Regions from separate parts of the Homo sapiens genome. Here region 2 is linked to region 1. Evidence: read pairs that join two places in POLR2A ChIA-PET (ENCODE). Cell type or tissue: B cell. All regions are shown on one strand. Each heading gives the region's core, and the rest is flanking DNA. Links, peaks and the distances in the headings are about the cores only. Region 1 has its middle 51 kb from the start of DLEU7-AS1. Region 2 has its middle 110 kb from the start of DLEU1-AS1.

Region 1 (8,341 bases), core at 141-8,140:
CTGAGCTAGACACAAAGGTTCTCCTCGTCCCCACCAGATTAGCTACATAAAGAGTGTTGACACAAAGTTTCTCCAAGTCCCCACCACAGTACCTAGATACAGAGTGTCGATTGGTGCATTCACAAACCCTGAGCTAGACAGAGTGCTGATTGGTGTGTTTACAAACCTTGAGCTAGATACAGAGTGCCGATTGGTGTATTTACAATCCCTTAGCTAGACATAAAGGTTCTCCACATCCCCACCAGACTCAGGAGCCCAGCTGGATTCACCCAGTGGATCCCGCACCAGGGCTGCAGGTGGAGCTGCCTGCCAGTCCCACGCCATGCACCTGCACTCCTCAGCCCTTGCGTGGTCAATGGGACTGGGCGCCCTGGAGCAGGGGGCGGCGCTCGTTGGGGAGGCTCGGGCTGCACAGGAGCACACGGAGGGGGTGGGAGGCTCAGGCATGGCGGGCTGCAGGCCCCGAGCCCTGCCCCGTGGGAAGGCAGCTAAGGCCTGGCAAGAAATTGAGCACAGCACTGGTGGGCCGGCTCTGCTGGGGGACCCAGTACATCCTCCACAGCCGCTGGCCCGGTTGCTAAGCCCCTCATTGCCCGGGGCCAGCAGGGCAGGCCAGCTGCTCTGAGTGGAGTCCCCCGAGCCCACGCCCACCCGGAACTCGCACTGGCCCGCAAGCACCGTGCGCAGCCCCAGTTCCCACTCAGGCTTCTCCCTCCACACCTCCCTGCAAGCTGAGGGAGCCAGCTCAGGCCTTGACCATCCCAGAAAGGGGCTCCCACAGTGCAGCGGTAGGCTGAAAGGCTCCTCAAGTGCCGCCAAAGTGGGAGCCCAGGCAGAGGTGCCAAGAGCGAGCGAGGGCTGCAAGGGCTGCCAGCACACTGTCACCTCTCAGTGTCATTATTGTCGTTCAGTTTGAAGAATTTTTTAATTTCCATCTTGATTTCGTTTTTTGACCAAGTGCTCATTCAGGAGCAGGTTATTTAATTTCCATGTATTTGCATGGTTTTGAAGGTTCCTTTTGGAGTTGATTTCCAGTTTTTTCCCACTGTGGTCTGAGAGAGTGCTTGATATAATTTCAATTTTCTTAAATTTATTCCAGCTTATTTTATGGCCTATCATATGGTCTATCTTAAAGAAGGTTCCATATGCTGTTAAATAGAATGTGTATTTGCGATTATTGGATGAAATGTTCTGTATATATCTGTTAAGTCCATTTGTTCCAAGGTAGTTTAAATCCATTGTTTCCTTGTTGAGTTTCTGTCTTGACGACCTGTCTAGTGCTATCAGTGGAGTATTGAAGTCCCCCACTATTATTGTGTTGCTGTCTATCTCATTTCTTAGGTCTATTAGTAATTGTTTTATAAATTTGGGAGCTCCAGTGTTAGATGCATATATGTTTAGGATTGTGATATTTTCCTGTTGGACAAGGCCTTTTACCATTATATAATATCCCTCTTTGTCTCTTTTAACTGCTGCTGCTTCAAAGTTTGTTTTGTCTGAAATAAGAATAGCTATCTCTGCTCCCTTTTGGTGTCCATTTGCATAAAATGCCTTTTTCCACCCCTTTACTTTAAGTTTATGTGAGTCCTTATGTGTTAGGTGAGTCTCCTGAAAGCAGCAGATAGTTGGTCAGTGAGTTCTTATCTATTCTGCAGTTCTGTATCTTTTAAGTGGAGCATTTAAGCCATTAACATCCAGTGTTAGTATTGAGATATGAAGTACCATTGCATTCATTGTGCTATTTGTTGGCTGTGTACCTTGGTTTTTTTGTTTTTGCTTTTTAAATTGTATTTTTGTATTATAGGTCCTGTGTGATTTATACCTTAAAGAGGTTCTGTTTTGATGTGTTTCCAGGATTTGCTTCAAGATTTAGAGCTCCTTTTAGCAGTTCTTGTTGTAGTGGTTTGGTAGTGGCGAATTCTCTCAGCATTTGTTTGTCTGAAAAAGACTGTATCTTTCCTTCATATGTGATTCTTATCTTCACTGGATACAAAATTCTTGGCTGAAAATTGTTTTGCTTGAGGAGGCTGAAGATAGGGCCCCAATCTCTTCTAGCTTGCAAGGTTTCTGTTGAGAAATCTGCTGTTAGTCTGATAGGTTTTCCTTTATAGGTTAACTGGTGCCTTTGTCTCATAGCTCTTAAGATTCCTTCCTTCGTCTTAACTTTAGATACCCTGATGACAATGTGTGTAGGTGATGATCTTTTTGTGATGAATTTCCCAGGTGTTCTTTGTGCTTCTTGTATTTGAATGTCTATGTCTCTAGCAAGGCTGGGAAAGTTTTACTCTATTATTCCCCCAAATATGTTTTCCAAACTCTTAGATTTCTCTTCTCCCTCAAGAACACCGATTATTCTTAGGTTTGGTTGTTTAACATAATCCCAGACTTCTTGGAGGCTTTGTTCATATTTTCTTATTCTTTTTTCTTTGTCTTTGTTATATTGGGTTAATTTGAAGACCTTGTCTTTAAGCTCTGAATTTCGTTCTTCTACTTGTTCAATTCTATTGCTGAGACTTTCCAGAACATTTTGTATTTCTATAAATGTGTCCAATGTTTCCTGAAGTTTTTATTGCTTTTTTTTATGCTATCTATTTCCTTTAATATTTCTCCCTTCACTTCTTGTATCACTTTTCAGATGTCCTTGCATTGGGCTTCGCCTTTCTCTGGTGCCTCCCCAATTAGCTTAATAACTAACCTCCTGAATTCTTTTCCAGGTAAATCAGGGATTTCTTCTTGGTTTGTATCCATTGCTGGTGAGCTAATGTGATTTTTTTTTGAGGGGGGGGGCACGGTATTAAAGAACTTTGTACTTTGTTTTGCCATATTACCAGTGTTGTTTTTCTGCTTCCTTTTCATTTAGGTAGGCTCCGTCAGAGGCAAGGTCTAGGGCTGAAGGCTGTTGTTCAGATTCTTTTGTCCCATGGGGTGTTCCCTTGATGCAGTACTCTCCCCCTTTTCCTATGGATGTGGCTTTTTGTGAGCCAAGCTGCAATGATTGTTATCTCTCTTCTGGGTCTAGCCACCCAGCAAGTCTCCCCACCTCCAGGCTGGTACTGGGGGTTGTCTGCACAGAGTCCTGTGATGTGAACTGTCTATGGGTCTCTCAGCCACGGATACCAGCACCTGTTCTGGTGGAGGTTGCAGGGGGGTGAAATGGACTCTGTGAGGGTTCTTAGCTTTTTGGTGGTTTAATGTTCTATTTTTGTGCTGGTTGGCCTCCTGCCAGGAGGTGGCACTTTCCAGAGAGCATCAGCTGTGGTAGTATGGAGAGAAACAGGTGGTGGGCGGGGCCCTAGAACTCCCAAGAGTATACGCCCTTTGTCTTCAGCTGCCAGAGTGAATAGGGAAGGCCCATCAGGTAGGGGCAGGACTAGGCATGTCTGAGCTCAGACTCTCCTTCGATGGGTCTTGCTGTGGCTGCTGTGGGAGATGAGGGTGAGGTTCCCAGGTCAATGGAGTTGTGTACCTAGAAAGATTATGGCTGCCTCTGCTGAGTCATGCAGGTTGTCAGGGAAGTGGGGGAAAGCCGACAGTCACAGGCCTCATTCAGCTCCCACACAATTCAGAGGGCCGGTCTCCCTCTCACTGTGACCCGCTAACAACCCTGAGGCTGTTTCCAGGCAGTGGGCCGAGCAGGGCTTGAGAACTTGCCCCAGGCTACCTGCCTCCCAGCTGTGAAAGAACACAGCTTTTGTTCTTCCCCTGCCTGTGGAGTCTACACACCAGATTTGCACCCTCCCCTGATTTCCGGCCAGGAAGCTTCTTTCTGGGTTCAAATTTTTTCAAATTTCAGCTGGAGACTTCCTTCTTCCTGTGGTGTTTTCCCCCATACCTCTGGCTGCCCTCCCGAAGGATCCCTGTCATGCCAGGCAGGAATAGCCTGCTTGGGGACCCAGCGAGCTCCTGGGGCCTTTCCCGCTGCTTCCTCTACCCCTGTATTTTGCTGGGCTCTCTAAATTGGCTGAGCTCCAGGTAAGGTTGGAAACTTCTCCCGCAAATTAAGCCTTCTTTTATTTACTCCAGTGAGGGTGTGTGTTCAGGAGCGGAGGGTTTCCCTTTCCCACTTCTGCAGTTTGGGCACTCACAGTATTTACAGTGTCTTCCAGGTCCTGCAGGAGCAGTCCGCTTCTTTCAGAGGGTCTGTGGATCCTCTCAGGATTTCTGGTTTATTCTTGTCATTCTGGAGCTAAAATTCATGATGCAAGCCTCTGCACACTGCTCTGTCCATCTGAGTCAGAGCTGCAATCTAGTCCTGCCTCCCATCTGCAATGATGATCTTTTGTTGTTGTTGTTTTTTTAAAGAAATTAGCAACACAAAAGTGAGGCAGACGAACTAGTTGGGCTTCTAACTCAGCACCCAGATATAAACAAATTTAGTCATAGGAACCTTGACTTCAATTAATCTTCTCTGGTCATAATTCTTCTTGACTTATTCTCTGCTAATCTGCCATGCTAGGTTTATTGATAGACATCCAAAATGATCAGAGATTCTGAGATGTTACTTTTTCATTTCTGCTGCATGGCATTCTAGAGTTTCCCCACCAGCCAAACCAATGCAAAACTTGACTTTGTAAACTCGAGCGCTCACACCTTCAGTCTAGGTTTGTTTCTCCTGGCACACTATTCGTCATGCTTGTTACTGCAATCGATTTCTATTTTCCTCTAAACCTCCATCTTTCAGGCTGAACTTGATCACAGGCTGAGTGGATGGGTAGGGGATAGAATATGGAAATGTTTCTCTTTCTAAATGTGATTATAAAATAGGAATTTGTTATATCTTTTTCAGGCATATCCACAGCTCTTCAAATAAGCAATGTGATGTTAGCAAAAGTGCAGGGGCTCCTTGAGAACTTTCCAGGGCTAACCAGCTGCTGAGGAGTGGCCTCCAGGAAAGAGAGAAGCACTCTGATTCAGGCAGTGATTTACACCTAAAATACCAACTCCATCATATCTTCAGAACAATTCTTCTAGACCTTGCATCTAAATATGGTAAGTGTGAAATATATTTTATACCTAACTTGGTCCCCAGTATTATTTTCATTACCAAGATTTTTTTTTTTTTTTTTTTTTTTTTGAGATGAGGTTTAGCTATGTTGCCCAGGTTGGTCTCAAATTGCTGGCCTTAAGCAATCCTCCCACCTCAGCCTCCCAAAGTGGTAGAATTACAGGTGTGAGTCACTACACCTGGCCCCAAGATGTATTTTTAACCATAATTGGAGCAAGCAACATGTTTAATGGGGAAAATAGATAATTTTTGAATTTTGTGATTTGGAAGCTTATTGTTAACAGTGCTAAAGAAACGTTAAAAACACTCCAAAATGTGTCTTTAAGACTGTGGTACACATTGATCAAAGTGAGAAGATAACCAGTTAATTAAGGTTTCTTTTGTCCTTATTTCACTCTTGTATTAGTTATCCACTGCTGCATAACAAATGGCCCCCAAAGTGAGCAGTGTAAAAAAAATTTATTATGTCAGTTTCACAGTATTCACAGTTTCCGTGAGTCAGGAATCCCAGTATTTCTCAGCTGGGTGCCTCTGGCTCAGTAGCTTTCATGAAGCTGCAGTTAAGCAGTCACTTAGGGCTGGGGCTGTGGGGCTGTGGTCTCCACTGAAGACTCCACCGGGGGAAGTCAGCTCTAAGCCCACTTACCTGCTGGTTGCCAGGCCTCATGGGCAGTTGGACAGAGGGCTCTATTTCCCACTGTTGGCTGAAGGCCTCCCTCAGTTCCTTGTCACATGAACCTCTCCACAGGGCTGACTATAAACACAACTGGCTTTCTCCAGAGTGAGGGATGAGAGAGAAGGAGAAAGAGGATACTCAAGAAAGAAGCCATAGTCTTTTTATGACTAAATCTCAGGAGTGGCACTCCTTTACTTAGCTATTGTTTTCTATTCACTGGAAGTGAGTCACTATGTCCAGCCCACATTCAAGGGGAGAAGATTGCAGAAGGAAGCAAGGATAATTGGAGCCCATCTTAGGCTTACCACAGCCCCCATTTCCAAATATTTTAATGTGTAATCCTCAATGGAGAATGTCTTGAACTAGTGTCACTGAGATTCTTCAATCATTAGCTACCACAAGAAAATCGGAATTCCTTTGAAAATTCATTTCAAACTAGTTCATCCAATTTGCAAACACATTCCCTTAGACAGGGGTTGATTTATTCCTCATCTTTGTAACCTCCTTTTCCACTCCCCCCATATACATATTTTCCATTTTAAGCCTAGTCTATCAGCTTCATTTAGAGATATCTGGAAGGAACAAAGAAACAAACACAAAAATATCTGACTGACATAACATACTAGCTGTATGGCTTCAGTAAAATCACTTAACTATTATGGGTCTTGGTTCCTTCATCTACTGGAAGAATGGCTTGATCCCAATGATCTCTTAGGCCTCCCACAGATTTAGAAGTTTATGAGATTTTGATTCCATGTGTGTAAACTAGGGATGGAACTAAATGTGTGGCAGAAATAAAGACTTCAGAGGTCTATAGTGAAAGTTAAATGAATAAGTTTTGGGAGTTTTATGAAGCACTTTGTACACTCTAAAGTCCTATGCACATGTAAGGGCTTATTCTTATTTAGCCCTTATCATGAATAGATCAGGGCAGAAGGGCACAGTAGTGATAGTAGTCTTCTTATTCAGCTAGTCAGGTGGCCCCCAGTGTCACTCTCTTAGATCCATTCTTTCCCAGTGGAAAAACACCAGGAAGGGAGTCAGCAGAGGAAGTGACCCAGTGGAAGAAGTGACCCGTGAGGGAAATATTGGACCTATTTTAGATTCTCAGTGTGCTAAGAACTCAGGGGGCTTCTGTGACTTCTCTGAGTTACCCTGGATCTCCACGTACACTCTTTGGCCACCCCTCCACAGCAAGAACTTCTCTCCTGGAGCCCAGTCCTGCAAATTCTCTCTTCCCTCTGCCAGCCACCTTCCATCCTTTGGACCCTCCCTTCTGAGATCCTACTATTCCTTGGATAGTGACCCCCCATGTAGCTCATCAGTCAGTGTCAGCTCTACCTGGTTCCATAGCAAATTGCTAAATATGAGGTCTTTTACGTATTCTTGAGTATACACTTTATGCATACAAAAGATCATTCAGGGGTTTGGTCTGGTTTTTAGACAGCAATGTTAGATTTATTCAAGCTCTATATTTAAAAATGCAATTCATATTTAGGCTTTTGTGTTCATCTTATAAATCCTATTTTACTTGTAAAATAAAAACTTCTGCCAAATTTTAGCAATCACAGTTAAGGATCCCTTGAATAATATTTGGTCTCATTTTATAAAGCAAGCTAATTAAACATCTTTGAATACTTTCAATTACACTTACAAATATAAGTACTTTTAAGCACTTCAGTATTCTTTTTTTTGGTGGGAGCTGGGGGCAATGGGAGGGCAGGGACAGGGTCTCACTCTGTTGCCCAGGCTGGAGTTCACTGGCATGATCATAGTTCACAGCAGCCTCAAACTCGTGGGCTCAAGCAATCCTCCTGCCTCAGCCTCACAAGTCGCTAGGATTACAGGCATGTGCCACCAGGTCTGGCTAACTTTTGTATTTTTTGTAGAGATGAGGGTCTTGCTATGTTGACCAGGCTGGTCTCAAACTCCTGGCCTCAAGTGATCCTTCTGCCGTGGCTTCCCAAGTGTTGGGATTACAGGCGTGAGCCACTGTGCCTGGCCCAATTTTCTAATAGTAAAACTTCCCATGCATGTAAGTATTTACTGAAAATTTAATCAAGCAAATTTCTAAATGTGATGAATCTTAAATTTAAGAAAATGTTCATATATTGTTTATAAATTTAGTAAATACATTAGCCAGTATAGGTTAGGCTATGGTATGATAGCAAATAAGCCTGAAATCTTGATGGCTTAAATGTGTCAAAGAGAATTCAGCCTCATCAGATACCCCTGGCAGTCAGAGTGGGGCCTATGATTCATTTGGGGCAATGAAAATTTGTGGTATTTCCAAGTAGAAGCAGTCAAGAACAGCATGTCTCCTCCATCTCTCCTTTTCTTGTGAAAGTGACTTGGATGGTGCAGCCACTGGATGGGGGAGGCCATGTGGTCCACACTGTATTTGCCTGAAGGAGAAACACACCTGGATTGTGTTGTGAGAGACCATGAAAGACTGAATTGTCCACTGGGGATCCCGTCCTTGCTCAGAAAAAATCAACCAGAGCACCATTCATATCAGCTTTTATTCAAAAATACCAGGCATGAGAAGGATCCAAAGGGGCGTTGTAACTTGGGGAAGGAGGGCAGAATGTTTTATAGAGCTTTAGCAGGAAGGTGTCAGCTGAAGTTCAGCCATCGGCAGCAGTGGTTTGTCAAAAGAG
Region 2 (8,341 bases), core at 234-8,233, 120 kb before region 1:
GATAAAGGTTATGAAGGAAGAATTTTCGTTTTATATTTTGTATAAGGTATTATTCATCCCACCAGACAGCTAGTACCAAAAAGAGGCATATTCTATCTTTTTAATCAATCTCTTGTTGCCCTGCACATGGCTGTTCCTGCTTTTCCACCCAGCAGTATCTTGTGTCTTCATCACTTCCCTTCAATGCTTTACAAACTTACTCTCCTTCATTTTCTGAAGTTGCAGTCAGCTTCCCATTGGTGCTGTCTTTCCCCTTCCTCATATGAGAGCATCCATTTTGATTTACAGCTGGAACAATATATACATCTCTGTGTAATAAATAGGACAAGAATTATCCCAACTTACAGATGGGCGAGTGCTTCAAGTAGGCAACTTCCTAAGTGGGCAAGTTTAGAATACGTCTTTCAAGGTTATCCAAGGTTGTCCAAGTAAGTTCACAACCACATTCCCAGCTCAGAGGTCCCTTTATGGAGATTACACTTCTGAGCCTTTAACCTTGTAGGCATTAGCACAATGTTCTACTTAAAAGAAGACAGATCCTAGGTCTACCCCCAGATCAAACACCTGCAATAGGTTTCCATTGCCTCATTAAAACAGTCCAACTACAGATATGTAGGGAAAATGGGGACTTAGAATCAGAAGAATTTGGAGAAAATTATTCATGTTGCAAAACTCATTGTTTTCTAAAGAATTCCTTTACATCTTCAACTTCCTGTTGAAGCTATGTGATTATTTTGTGGTTCACTAATTATAAAAGTATAATGTAGTCAGAGATGACAGAGAGAGTAAAGAGAACACAATCCTTTCCCATTTTTAATATTTGAAGTTTATTTTTAGTGTGTGTGTGTGTGTGTGTGTGTGTGTGTGTGTGTAAAATAGAGATGGGGTCTTGCTATGTGCTCAGGGTGGTCTCAAACTCCTGGCCTCAAGTGATCCTCCTGCCTCAACCTCCTGAGCATCTGGGATTACAGGTATAAGCCACAGTGCCCAGCTTCCTTTCCTGTTTCTGAAGATGATGTGGAAGAAGTCGGCCTCTAAATGAAATGAAACGCCAATGCTCTAAGACTTAAGACTGCCAGGAAGTCTCATAGCTCTGCAGTCTAGAGACCAGCTGGTCCAGCACCCACTCTGCCTTCCACTCTGCTTTTTCTCCACACCCTGGTCACTTCCATGGAACCTCCTTAAGTGTGCTGGTCAGGCCCTGGAGTGGGTGACAGAATGCTGGATGATGAGTCTGTGCCTAAATCCATGTTTAGCTGGTGGAGTTGCCAGCTCCTTTCAGTCTAGGAAAAGTCAAAAGCCACTTTGGGTTAGATACCTTCTGTTCTTCATGAGTCCCTTGGCTGAACCTTCTCAGTTGAGCAAGTGCAAGGTGAGCACACGCTGTTTGCCCTTTTCTGTCACCTGTCTTAGTTCCTTGCCCTTTTCCATCACCTTAGTTTTCTGTTAGTACACAAAGCTCAGAGACGAAGTGAAGAAGTTTGCAGAAAGAGTTCTGAAGTCTTGTGAGGGAAAAGATTCTAGACCCCCAGCCATTCCTTCTCTGCATTTGGAGTTTGGGAAACCTGTCCTGGTAGAGCAGAGTTGCCCCATCTGATAATTCTATATGTTCAAGTGAGAGAGTATCTAGAGCAGCAGTCTCCAGCCTTTTTGGCACCAGGGGCCAGTTTCGTGGAAGGCAATTTTTCCATGGACCCGGGGTGGGGAGATGGTTTCAGGATGATTCAAGTGCATTCTGGTTTATTGTACACTTTATTTCCATTATTATTACATTGTGATATATAATGAAACAATTATACAATCTGACATAATGTAGAATCAGTGGGAGCCCTGAGCTTGTTTTCCTGCAACTAGGTGGTCCCATGTCGGGGTGATGGGAGACAGTGACAGATCATCAGGCATTAGACTCTCATGAGGAGCATGCAACCGAGATCCCTCGCATACACAGTTCACAATAGGGTTTGCACTCCTATGAGAATCTAATGCTGCCTGCTGATCTGACAGGAGTCAGGGCTCAGGTGGTAATGCAAGCTATGAGGAGCAGCTGTAAATACAGATGAAGCTTCTCTCACTCACCTGTCACTCACCTCCTGCTGTGTGGCCCAGTTCCTAACAGGCCACAGACCAGTACCAGTCTGTGGCCCTGGGGTTGGGGGCTCCTGGTCTGGAGAGTATAGAGTAAACTCTAACAGGAGTGCAGAGGCTGACCATGGCACTTTGGGATGCTGTGGGGTGGAGAGCCTTGCTTTTACCTCAAAATATAAAATTGTATGCCCCAGTTAATCTGAGTAGGAATAATATCATTGGCTCCCTTTAGCATAGCTGTGATAGGCTGAGAGCACTCTCAGAATTTAATTAATTCTCAAGGAAAATCAATGGGGGAGAAACACAGATATATAAGATAGGATTCAATTTCCAAAGATTACCTTCTGATCTGGTCACATCAGGTGCTTCCAGGCCTTAAAGGCCTTATCATCTTTTCAAAGTCACATTGTCTTGACATGCCTGTATCCTATCCCGCATCGCTATAATTTTGTGGAACCTCATCTGTGACTCTACTTCCTAAGTCTGAGCATGTTTATGACTAGAGAGTACCAGGTTAACAGCAATTTTTCAAGAGCTATCTCAGAAACAACTGGAAGCTTCTGAAATCAGGGCAAAGAAATTCCAGTTCCCCATTGTCCTCCACCTAGGGCTCTCCTTCTGAGTTCAGTTTTCATATGACTCTTTCCCAGGTGTCTTTTTAATTACCGTAACGTTCATATAACAAGACTTCTGCCCTGAAAAGATCCTTAGAGTCTGTCAATTCCAATCTGTTCCCTTTACAGAAGAAGAAATGTTACAGAGAGATAGAGATAAGAGAAAATGCAGTGAAGAATCCATACCCTTTTGTATCTTTAGGGCAAAGCATTACAGCAAACATAGGGAAATGAATAGAAAATTATAGACACTTTGGAGATGTCATAGTCTAGAATGAAAATTCCATGAGCCATCTGGCCTCTTCATTGCTGTGTCTCTTGTTCCTCTCTCATGCTAGAAACTCAAGACATTTTGTATTATTGAAACTGTGACCCAAACAGTTAAAGAAACCAGTGACTAGATAAGAAAAGAAAAAACTTGCTGAAATGCGGAAACTCCCTCTGCTTGCAACATAACAAACCTAGCTGAAATCAGTTGGAACCAATATGGCCAAATGGAGTCAGTGCAGAACGAGCTTGCTGATGTCACAACCCAAATTTCCACTGCATGTTTCACACTAACTTCCCCCAAATTTGCAACATGTGACCCATGAGGAAGCGTGCAGAGATAACTGTGTGTGCCAAGGATTTTCTGGATCTCCCCTTTCCTTCCACCAATCACCAGTTAATCTCAGAATCCACCCCTAACCCTTTTCTAATAAAAATACTGCCTTAAAGTCAGCACAAGGAGACAGATTTGAGCTGAACTTCTGTCCCCTTGTTGGTCGACCTACAATAAAAAGCTTTTATTTTCTCAAAACCCCAGTGTCATAGTATTGGTTTCTAGCACTTCAGGCAGCAAGGCCTTTTGCTTGGTAACAATATGAATAAATGTCAAACTTTGTTTAAGTAAATTACCCACATAGATACCTAATTGTGGAGACAAGCAGAATGAGTATGTAAATTACCCTGGCCTGAGAGCTTTCTCTGGGTTGCCTGGCAACCAAGGTAGCCTGAAAGCCCCACCTCTCCTAGGAGAGGCTACAAGTTCTCATAGGACCAGGGACATTCCTTTCTCCAGTGGGAGTGGCTGTCTCAAACTAACTTCCCACAGGTTTAGGACCCCTAAAGCCTCCAGGTGCTGAGCCTCTGGCATTTCCTAGCAATCCCCTAAACAGCTAGAACCTAAGCTCAGGCAGCTTAGTAGCTGAGCCCAAAATATTGATTTTCTCAGACTGCTCTCACACCAAGAGGCTGTAATTCAGAGACAGACCCCACTCCTATAACGATGGAAAACAACAGGAAGTGGGATGTCTCCCTTGCCGCAAGGCCCCTCAGTGTGTTTGTCGCTGCTCTGGCCATAGTCCGCCTCTCTGGGGATGCCAACACAAGAAAGGACACATCACCTGCGGACCTATTTGTGAGTTTCAGTCTGCTCGCTGCTGGTTACCCACCCCTTGCACCAATTCACAACACCACGAGTTAGAATAGAATCATTGTCATGTTTAGAACCTGAAGCTATTCTCATTGTACCAATGTGGTAACTGAGGACCAAATAAATTGAGTGCCGGTCGTAAGTCATGTGGTAACTAATGACAATCAGGAGTATATCCCAAGCCTCCTGGGTGCTTCCTCAGATCAGTTATTTGGTCACTTAGGGTGAAAAAGGGTGATTAATGCATGTATTAGGGCTTATGGGGTGGAAGGACCTAGACATAAGCTTTTGGAACTGCAATAGCCCTCCCATAGATCATGGGAAGTCTATTACCCTCCCAAGGATTTCTGCAAACTCCTTATGGGCTGTATTTTCAGAATAATCTTCAGTATCCATTTCTGCTGATTAGATCTGTTTCTGCTGATTAGAGAACTCGGTATTCAAATTTCCAGTGGTCTCATAAATACAATTTTTAAAGTTCAGTTTCTTTGAAACGGGATTCAAATAAACCAAACTTTAAAAATTATATTTGTGAGATCACTGGAAATCTTGTGACTAGTGGATATGTTCCTAAGTCTTTATTAATTAATAAGTTCTATTTCCACCTCTTGTTATGTAGTCCTTTCAATTTATCTGTTGAATAAGCCAAGGTTTCCCACAGTTTGGATTTTGTCAATTGTATCCTTGTGGCATTAATTAATATGGTTCTCTGTTAATTCATTAGGGATTTTTTAAATGGTGTTAGTCTATGTTACTTCTTCATTTATTAGCCAGAATAATAACTTCTATAAAGAGAAACTTTCCCTGATTGACCGTTATGTTATTCAGAGCTGTTTCTAATGGGGAAGACAGGATAGGTGCTTGATTCTCTCCCTTAATTTGTCTGTTTTCAATAATGAAAAATATTTGAAGATAACTACTGAGTTTTTTTAAAAAAATTATGAAGTCATGAATTTAAATATATTTTGCATCTTTTAGCTAATTGCAGTCTTTGTGCTATTTTTTTTTTTTTTTTGAGATGGAGTCTTGCTCTGTTGCCCAGGCTGGAGTGCAGTGGCATGATCTCGGCTCACTGCAAGCTCCGCCTGCCAGGTTCACGCCATTCTCCTGCCTCAGCCTCCCGAATAGCTGGGACCACAGGCACCCGCCACCACGCCAGGCTAATTTTTTTGTATTTTTAGTAGAGACGGGGTTTCACTGTGTTAGCCAGGATGATCTCGATCTCCTGACCTCGTGATCCACCCACCTCGGCCTCCCAAAGTGCTGGGATTACAGGCGTGAGCCACTGCGCCCGGCCGTCTTTGTTCTTTTGAATGCATAAATGTCACATCTTTGGCCAGTGGGAGCCTATTTGAGTTGGCTTTTGAATCATTTGATTCATCTTGTGTATTTCAGATCTAGAATCATATTTCTCTTGAGAATCTTGGTTTCTTTTACTGAAAAATGGTATGTGGGCCACAGTCTAGAAACTGGGAGCATTCATTGTTACTAGGTTGTTCATTGTTTCTTGGGATTTTTTTTAGCATGAAATATATTGAGAGTTCATATTGAGACTTCCAGTGCAAATTTAGTTCTGTAGAGTCTTATTTTTTTTATCTTCCATCTATATCTCCTTTCTCTGTGCTAAGTATCTAAGTTTTCTATGACAGTGGGATTGATGGAATTAGAATATCATATAATTACCCACCCATTTTTTCTATCTTACCATGTCTCTGAAACAGTTTTAGAATAACAATACCAAAACTACTACCAACACTATGATTTCTGAAAACAGTTTAAGATTTTCTTTTCTTTTTTTTTTTTTGTAGTTGTTTTGACTGTAGGATATATCCCAATTACCGATTTTTTTTTTTTTTTTCAGAGACAGAGGCTCACTGTCATCCAAGCTGGAGTGCAGTGGCAAGAACATACCAGTTACTGAATTTTAAAATCACTTGAAATAGTTCTTTTATTTTGAGTCAAGTTGGCAACCAAGGTAGGCTTGACCACAAAGAAAAGAATTATTCCAAGTGACAACATTTAGATTTAAGCTCAGAGGCTCCATTTTATTTTCTATGCTTTGGGATTGCTTTTTATAAATTTTTTATTTTGCTTTATAGAATTATGAGAAATTAATGGATAAAAATCTTTACATGTAGAAATGCTAAGTTACTCCTGTGATATCTAAAAGTCTGATAATGCCCAAAAGGATGATTACATGCTGGAAAATTCTTCCTATTTTGAGAACACATGTTGAACATGTGATAGATGCAAAGATCCAATTGATTATTTCTCTTTGTGTATATGATGTTGCCCTGATTGCCCTCAAACTGTTTTACATTAGAGAGGTTTGCTTTCTATAACAGACATACCAGATCCCTTGAAGGGGTAGGGTATCATTGATGTTGTGCCATCAAAAGACATATGCCTAATGGGGAAGAGAGTGAATGAGGGCACACAGTGGTGAGAACCTGTCATGTGTGCTAGATATCATTAAAGTCTCACAATTGAATATTTTAAAAAAAGTAAATACTGCATTCTGCTCCATAATAATATGCATATTATATAAAGATAAAAAATTGCTTTTTAAATAACTTGCCATCACAAAAATGGGCACAACAGGAAGCTGCATCATGTTTGAGGTGCAGCTTTCAGTCCTTTATGACATAGCACTTAATATCCCTCAGTTAGGAGACATACGCAGTGGGCTATCAGGACTGCTTCATCACATAGTGCTCTAACATATTTCTGGAATAACTTGAAAGCATTTCTGAATAATTTAAATTATCTTTCATTTTCAAATTGATTCAGAAGATCTCCTTTTTCCTGTCATTTGGAAACATCTTGAATTTGGAATCTTGCGTCGAGTTTGATAGGGGCTGGGTGGGAGAAGGGCAGACAAGAAGAAGAAAGTGTATCTTTCCTGCCCTCAACTTTCCTGGAAGCTTTTCTTGGTCTGTTTATTGCTGTCTTGGAGTTCAGGCAGCCCTGACCTTATGAACATAGTTAGAACCTGTAGCGTCAGTCATCCATGGTGTCATTTGTGGCAGAAAAAAATATAGGATGACTTGCCTTTACAATTTATTAATAATGGCTGCTAGCTTTGTGCTTACTTTTTAAAATGTTCTCTACCTCCCTTGTCCTCAAATCACACCTTCTTTTCCTGATCCTATATTCTTTTATCTAAAATTATTTTTTCTCTTGAAATTAGAACTTATTTTTTTAATACCTTCCTTCTTAACCTATGTGATTTCTTTTCTTTCCAAACCACCTATTAGCTGGGTGGAGGAGCTTCTTGAGGTCAGATTCTATTTCACAGGTAAACACATATCTAAGCTCTGTTAGCTCAGTTCGAGTGGAATCTCAACCTTTGAAGCTGAAAGAAACATGGATATCTTCTAGGCCAGTGGTCTCCTGGCTGCATTTCAAACAACAGGTCTCCTCAGAGAAAGCAGAGGCCACCACAGAATGAAAAAAGGCAGTTGAATAGGCTTCTTTTTACCTCTTACAGGGCAGTTCTGGTTTTATCTGCCTTAAATTTGGAGATTCCTTTCCTCCAATACTTAATCTTTTTTTTCTTAAAATAAAATTTCACAATAATAGACAGTTTGAGGGTTACTGATTCTAGACCAGTTATCTAATTTTCAGACAAGAAACGTGAAGCTCAATTTACCAAATTGTCCAGGTCACACAGTCAATTATAGAACGCAGACTTGACCAAGATCTTTTGACTTCCCCACTTACTATGCCTTCTATGACCTCCTATTTCTATAAGACAACAGAAATCAACATCAACAATGAAAAGCTTTTTATTTATTTTAAAAATCTATTGTTCTTTTATCTTGTTGCTTGAAGGGCACAATGAATGTCAGGCAGAATTGAGACAAACAAGAGAAAATTGCCTCAAGATTTTCTGAAATACAACTTGACAAATATTTTTATGTTGTACTAAATTAAAATATTTTCCAATGAAGAGAAAAAATTCTAGGCAAACTTGTCTGGTTGTGGTAAAAAAAAAAAAAGAATACGGATGACTAAATCATCATAATTTGTATTCCAAATGCAGAGAATGGTGAATAGGAAGAATATCAAATAGATAATTCATGTTTTTAAAATTAATGTCCCTATTGAAAGCCAGCCATACAGATTTATGACAGATGACAAATACCTTCCAAAAAAAAGAATGGTCCTAGTGATGTTTTTTTCCATAATAAATAGACTCAAAGTAGAAAAATGGGGAATAACTAAT

What was found. Peaks named below come from ENCODE experiments on the same cell type or tissue, not always from the same donor. Only the 100,000 strongest peaks of a DNase experiment are listed, where the experiment ranks them.
Region 2: POLR2A ChIA-PET joins it to region 1 with 5 read pairs; 2 of 35 experiments call an interaction of 5 or more read pairs at or near these places.

What each region holds. Positions count from the first base shown.
Region 1 is chr13:50,752,977-50,761,317 of GRCh38, forward strand. It overlaps a transcript of DLEU7 not described here. Among named protein-coding and RNA genes, the nearest start is that of DLEU7-AS1, 51 kb to the right of the region's middle. RefSeq lists enhancers at 3,257-3,306, 3,337-3,386, 3,417-3,526. In B cell, for the core only: no CTCF peak of the experiment used is centred there; a DNase peak (open chromatin) is centred at 3,295; H3K27ac peaks cover 1,132 bases.
Region 2 is chr13:50,632,495-50,640,835 of GRCh38, forward strand. No RefSeq gene overlaps it. Among named protein-coding and RNA genes, the nearest start is that of DLEU1-AS1, 110 kb to the left of the region's middle. RefSeq lists enhancers at 2,983-3,182, 3,579-3,873 and a silencer at 3,579-3,873. In B cell, for the core only: no CTCF peak of the experiment used is centred there; DNase peaks (open chromatin) are centred at 3,237 and 3,657; H3K27ac peaks cover 2,574 bases.